Linked DNA regions of Homo sapiens: region 2 is linked to region 1. Evidence: chromatin contacts called from ENCODE Hi-C data. All regions are on one chromosome and are shown on one strand. Each heading gives the region's core, a stretch centred on a gene start or an enhancer-like site at or near the end of the contact. The rest is flanking DNA. Distances are from core to core; before and after follow the strand shown.

Region 1 (3,251 bases), core at 436-2,935:
AATTCCAATCAAAAGAATTAAAGGCAAATTTTTTAGTCTACCGGGTAACTATTATAGTCTATTGCTTTAAATCTTTCCTCAAAGAGAACTAAAGCCTAAACTGACCTTCTGATTTGACTTTTTGGTTCTAGATGTTTATATCATGAACTCCCCAAAAGGACAAAATTCGCCCTTCAGCACACACACCTCAGGTGTTTTTATGTGCTTCCCCTAGTGACTAGAATAAACATCTACACAACAGCCCGGAACGTGTTGCATGGGGCTTTTGTTTTCTTTCCAGGGTTTCACACGAACTCACTTCTACTAACTCACTTCTACAATTCCCTATGTAGGGTAAACTTTGGAAATGAAACTCACTGACAAACGTTCCAGTACATTTAAGCTGGGGATATCGTATTCTTTGTGATGTTTGTATTTCTCCGACCCCAAATATATTAATAAAAACTTTTTTCTGAGCCCTCTTCGGTGGGGGATAGAGTGAGAAGAGAAATGGGAGAGGGCCTGTTAATTTTCAGGTCATCTTTTAAGTTACAGAACAGTATATACTGACTAGTTATCTTAAAAATACTGAGCCAATGAATTCGTTCAGCTATGTAAGATTAAAGAAAGACAGATTTTTTTTTTTTTACCGTAAAAACCTGTAAAGGAGTGGTCAGTTTTTAGATGAAAGGTCATAGGAAGAAGAGCATTAAAAGTTGAGATATAAAGAAGAGAAAAAACCCAACATCGAGGAATTAGAAAAATAAGGCGTGACAGCATTTCCACATTCATTTCGAAGTGAAAGGAAAGTCGAAGGGACATTAAGGGAAAAGGGCTCCTTGCGTAGTTTCCCCTCACAGCTCTCGTCTTAAGAACGCTTAAGGGTCGGTGCGGTCGTTGACTAACCACTTCATTAGGCTCGTCCCACCTTCAACCTCAAGGCTTTCGCCTTTTTAGACGCAACGCCGCCGGTTCCAACAGAGACGCGGCCGCTCACTGAAATAGAGAGCCAAGGAGACACAGGCCCCAGCTAGTCCCACGCCAGCTTCTCCCCGCCCGGAAAGCAGCCCCGCGCACTTTCGATCCCGAGACCCTCTACGATGCTCGGGGTCGCCAGAAATGCCACCGCAGGAAGCACCTACCACTATCCGGACGGAGGGGAGCTCCCTGCCGCCTCCTCCCGCCCAACCGCGACGGGGACCCACACCTCGGAGCAGACATAAGGAAGCCTCAGGGGTGGGGAGAAGGGAGGAAGCAATGCGGGGGCGGGGAGGGAAGAGGACCCAGAAGTCCAGGTATCAGTCAGCCTCCAAAAAAGGGGGAGGGGTGTTATCCGTGGTGTTTGGGGAAGGAGTGGAACCCAGAAGCCATCTTGGGATGGGAGGAATCAATCGCGATGGCTCCAGAGGTTGCTCCTCGCGGGACTACCCGCAACCCCGCCCGACCGCGCTTGTTCCCGTGAAACCCCGAGCATTGGGCCGCCGCCTAGACGGCTCCCGCGGCTTTGTACTCACTCTGCCCTCGAAGTTGTTTTCCTCCACATCACTCATGTCGACGAGGCGCTCCCCAGAACTAAATAAGAGACAAGTCTCGGCTCGAGGGCCGATGGCCTAATTAACCCGCTGACTGGACCGTGGGGAAGAGGAAAGAGTCGGCAACCACAGCCGCTCCACTCCACTCCCACTCGGTCGCAGGCTCCAGCAAAATGGCGCCGGCGCCGCCAGAAATCTCCTGGCCTCCTCAGAGCACGACGTAAAGGGGGCGGGCGTCTCTGTGACGTCACGAGGCTCCACCTCCCGCGAGGCTTTGTGTCGGCTGGGCCTGGAGCGAGGGTGGAGGTTGGCGGGCGGCCTGCGCTCTCAACCTGGGCGCCTTGGAATCGCGGTCCCGTGCTGTCCTCCAAACTTCAGACTCACCTCGGACGCGTCAACCTCTTTGAAGACTTTTCAGTCGCCAGATGAGCCTTATATGACCTTAGCCCCTTTAAATATTGTCCAAGTGGATTCTGATGTAAGGGAACAAAACATTGGAAGCGTTTTTTTATGTTTGTTTATTTTTTGAGTCAGGGTCTCGCTCTGTCACCCAAGCTGAAGTGCAGTGAAGCGATCACTGCTCACCACAGCCTCAAACTCCCGGGCTCAGACGATCCTCCCACCTCAGGCTCCCGCGCGCGCCACCACGCCCGGCTAATTTTTTTCTTTTTTGGGACGGAGTCTCACTCTGTTGCCCAGGCTGAAGTGCAGTGGCGCTATCTAGGTTCATTGCAACCTCCACCTCGCAGGTTCAAGCAATTCTCCTGCCTCAGCCTCCCCAGTAGCTGGGATTACAGGCATGCACCACCACGCCCGGCTAATTTTTGTATTTTTAGCAGAGACGGGGGTTTCACCATGTTGGACAGGCTGGTCTCAAACTCCTGACCTCAGGTGATTTGCCCGCCTGGGCCTCTCAAAGTGCTGAGATTGCAAGGGTGAACCACCGTACCCGGCCCACCCGGCTAATTTTTGTGTGTTTTGCAGAGATGGGGTTTTGACATGCTGCCCAGGCTGGTCTCGAATTTGTGGACTCAAGCGATCTGCTCGCCTCGGCCTCCCAAAGTGCTGAGATTACAGGCCTGAGCCACCGCGCCCGGCTGGAATCGTGTATATATAACAGGCTTTTGGGGGGCACGTTGTCAGCTGACTGTATTACTTTTCTTCCATATTTGCCCTGTGTAATGTCGACGTAGTACATGCACAGATGAGGTTATGATGCAAAGCCGCTGCTCCTTGCCTCGTGTCCCTGCTCCAGTTCCCCCTCCTAGAGACAGCCGTGTAGTTTTTTTTTTATAATGCTTAGCTCCCTACTAGTTTTTTTGACTTAGATATTTCCATAAAGCTTCACAGTGAAGACCTCCCAAATCTGTCAACTTGGTTCCCAATCATAGTAATAATCTCTGAGATGAGTTTTACTTGTGTAATGCAACTTTAAAAATTAGTTTCATCTTAAATTTTTTTCCTACAGTGCTTTGTAGTAAAAAGATTGACATAGACTTTCAACTATAGTTCTATGGTAGGAAAGTTCATCTGGCATTATTATGAAGATTGCTACCACTGGGGGCAAGATTTCAGCATTTGAATGTCAGTTATTGATAGGGATAAACTTAAATGACATCTGGCTCTTAGAAAAGATGTTGAACTTGGCTGGGTGTGGTGGCTGACGCCTGTAATCCCAGTACTTTGGAGACCCTAGGCGGAAGATCGCTTGAGGCCAGAAGTTCGAAACCAGCCTGGTCA
Region 2 (3,251 bases), core at 332-2,831, 3.3 Mb after region 1:
ATAAAGCTGCCTGAAGTCAGTCTTTAGACTTCTTTAACTATTTCCCTTAGTGGTACCCGTTAATGACAACAAGCATTTCTTAGAGTGAAAGACTATCCCACCACAAATGCATTCAACATACTGTACCATAATCATACAAACATAAGTCTACATTCATACACTTAATATTACACTACCATATTAATAATGCCAAGCACCAAAATTGAATGACAGAATATTAGGAGATTTGGACTCACATTGCTATAGGAGTAACATATAAAATGTGTCATCAAATGTCACATTTTAGATGACATTGCTTTTTAAGAGCTAGAATAAGCAATCTGTAATCTAGTTATTCATAAGCAATACTGAGAGATAAATATTTTATAGACATCTAAAACTAAAAATCAAAATTCAGTTTCCAGAATTCTGACGTACACAAGACAAAATAAATGATGGTTGAAATTCCAGAACATTGAGATAGGTAAGATTTGTGCTACCTTAAAAACATATATTTTCTACCTTGTACAGAAATATAAATTATTGGTTCTTAGTGAACATACACACCTCCGTATCCAGTAAATTAATGAACTAGTAGTGGATTCATAATGCTACTGAAGAACCACGTTTTTAGCTCCTAAAATAAGTTCCTATAAATGGTAATGTAAAACTGAAAAAGGGAAGATAAGGGTACAAAGATGAAGTACTTTCATCGTGTCACACAGGAAGTAGAACTTTAACATATCCTTCCTTTTTTGCTTTAATATATTACTGAGGCTGGGGACAAGTGGCCATTTGAGAACCAGACCTTCTTCAAAAGTCTTAAACGTGAGTGAGCTGAATGTTTAAGAAAAACGGGAGTTTTAGAAATGACAAACTCTTTCACCCCATAACCCCTAACACCTGTGGCTCTGACAGCTCTTTGCATCTCTACATCCTCTACCTCCATTGGCCAGACCACCCAAGAACTACTTATTTGACTTCTGCTCCCTTCTGCTTGCTCACGCAGCATTCATTATCATTATCATTCTCTCTCCCTCTTCCACTCTTCCTCCCCCGCCCTTCTGTCACACACACACACACACACACACACACACCGTCTTCACAATGCACATAGAAACGTCCTGATCCCATTTGTGTAGATCACCAAAAAGGGCTTCGCCACCATCCCCGCACCAAATTTCAACACACACGTCCACTCCCTTTCTGAGACAAAACAACCCCTCTCCTCTCCTCCCTGTGCCGACCCCACTGGCTAGAAGACGTGGGAAGCGCGGGGAGGGAGGATAAGGGCTCTGAATGCTTCTGTCCCCACCGGCTCACCGTTCCCTCGCCCCCGCCCCGACAGCATTATCGCCGCCTTCCCGCTCTTTACCTGCCAACAGGTTCCTAATTTCCTCAGGGAGGGGGTAGGGAGAGGAGGTGCTGCTGGGGTTGGGCATGTTAGGGAGCGCAGGGCGTGCGGGGAAAGGACCTGCGCTGAAAAGGTGACCGACGGGGTGGGGCTGCGGCTGCGACCTAGACTCAGGCTAGCGGCCCGGATTAAGAACAGCGGGGCTACGAGTCGGGACACTGCCGGGCCGGGGCTCACAACAAGGAAGTCACTGAATCTCCAGCGAGCTGCAGCTGGACTGTCGGCCCAGCCCCGCCCAGAGGGCCGGGGCGGGGAGATGGGTGGGAAGGGACACGAAGGGCCTGAGGGGTCCAACTGCGCATGTGTATTCCTCGGTTTTCCCGGCCCCAGAAGAAAGAGCCTGTGGGCAAGCCACGCCCACCGCTACGCCGGGAAGCAGGAGGAGGAGCCACTGGTGGGAAGGGGGCGGACTGAGGCTGCGTCACCTGATGCTGCGTCACCTGATCCAGCGTCCGGAGCGCCTTACAGCCATTTTCGGTACTGGTGCCATCACAACTGCTGATCGTTTCTGCAGGATTCCAGAAAATAATGTATCCATGATACAGAGTGTATACAAGTTTTGCGATTACGCCTTCTGCGTAACAGTCAGTCCCACCGCAGTTTAACCCACAAGGAATTTTCTCTTGTCCTAAACTATTATGGCCTTCTTTGTCCGATTGAACGGAGGTAACGAAGTCTCGTCTTCCGCCAGTCGTCCGGGCGAAGCCAGTCTGGAGCCGCTCCGGAGCGCGCGTTGTGATTGGCTCTTACATTACTTTTCTACCTAATTCGTATCCTTGGGGTGACAGATTTTCCCCACTACAAGGAAGACTGGGAAGTTCTAAGCACCGTCCTTTGGCAGGAAAAAACAAACAAAACAAAACAAAAAAACAGAAGGCCGAATAGACATTGGCACCACTGTCCATCTACAAGCATCAAAAATAAAATTGCTGGTGGTGGTTAGTAGAATAAAATTATAAAATCTGCTCACTCCAACTTGACCATTTAGTCAACAAATACTTACTGTCTTCTATCTGTAAAGCTTCTTAAAAGTTTTCTCTTTTAAAAAAAATGGCTTCTTTAAAACCTTTAACAGGCATACATCTTTGTGCTTCCCAGATATTGCATTTTTTAACAAATTGAAGGTTTGTGGCAACCCTGCATCAAGCAAATCTGTGGGCGCCATTTTTCCAAAAGCATGTGCTCAGTTCATGTCTCTGTCACATTTTGGTGATTCTAACAATATTTCAAACTTTTTCATTATTATTGTATATGTTATGGTGATCTTTGAAGTTACTATTATAATTACTTTGGGACATCACAAACAGCACCCATATAAGACAGCGACTGTAATCCATAAATGTGTGTGTTCTGACTGCTCTACCAACCCTATACCTTCCTCCATATCTCTCCCTCTCTTGGGCCTCCCCATTCCTTGAGACACAACAATATTGACATTAAGCCAATTAATAACCCTACGATGGCCTCTGAGTGTTCCAGTAAAAGAATCATTTTACTTTAAATCAAAAGCTTACTTTAAATCAAAAGCTAGAAATGATTAAGCTTAGTGAGGAAGGCATATTGAAAGCCGAGACAGACCAAAAGCTAGGGCTCTTGCACCAAACAGCCAGGTAGTGAATGCAAGGGAAAAGTCCTTGAAGGAAAGTAAAAATGCTACTCCAGTGAACACACGAATGATAAGAAAGCGAAGGAGGCTTATTGCTGGTAAAGAAACGTTTTCATGTTCTGGATAGAAGATCAAACCAGACATAACATTCCCTTAAGCCAACGCCTAATCGAGTGCAAGGCCCTAACTCTCTTCAAGTCTACGAAGGCTGAGAGGTAAAGAAGCTGCAGAAGAAAAGTTGGAAGTTAGCAG

The links. A loop is a pair of places that touch in the nucleus more often than their neighbours do. Pooled maps may share reads with other maps.
Region 2: a map with no recorded cell type shows a loop between it and region 1 (15-fold over the local background). The contact joins the promoter of SKAP2 here to the promoter of TRA2A in region 1. A Hi-C loop is called at or near these places in 2 of 37 single-sample maps with no recorded cell type and 7 of 50 pooled maps.

What each region holds. Positions count from the first base shown.
Region 1 is chr7:23,530,296-23,533,546 of GRCh38, forward strand. It overlaps TRA2A (transformer 2 alpha homolog), which reads right to left and starts at 1,686. Exons shown (of 8, transcript NM_013293.5): 1 at 1,494-1,686. The coding sequence starts at 1,529. RefSeq lists enhancers at 744-1,314, 1,315-1,884, 1,426-1,475, 1,496-1,545, 1,556-1,775 and 3 more.
Region 2 is chr7:26,863,009-26,866,259 of GRCh38, forward strand. SKAP2 (src kinase associated phosphoprotein 2) reads right to left here and starts at 1,582. Exons shown (of 13, transcript NM_003930.5): 1 at 1,355-1,582. The coding sequence starts at 1,421. RefSeq lists an enhancer at 1,820-2,149.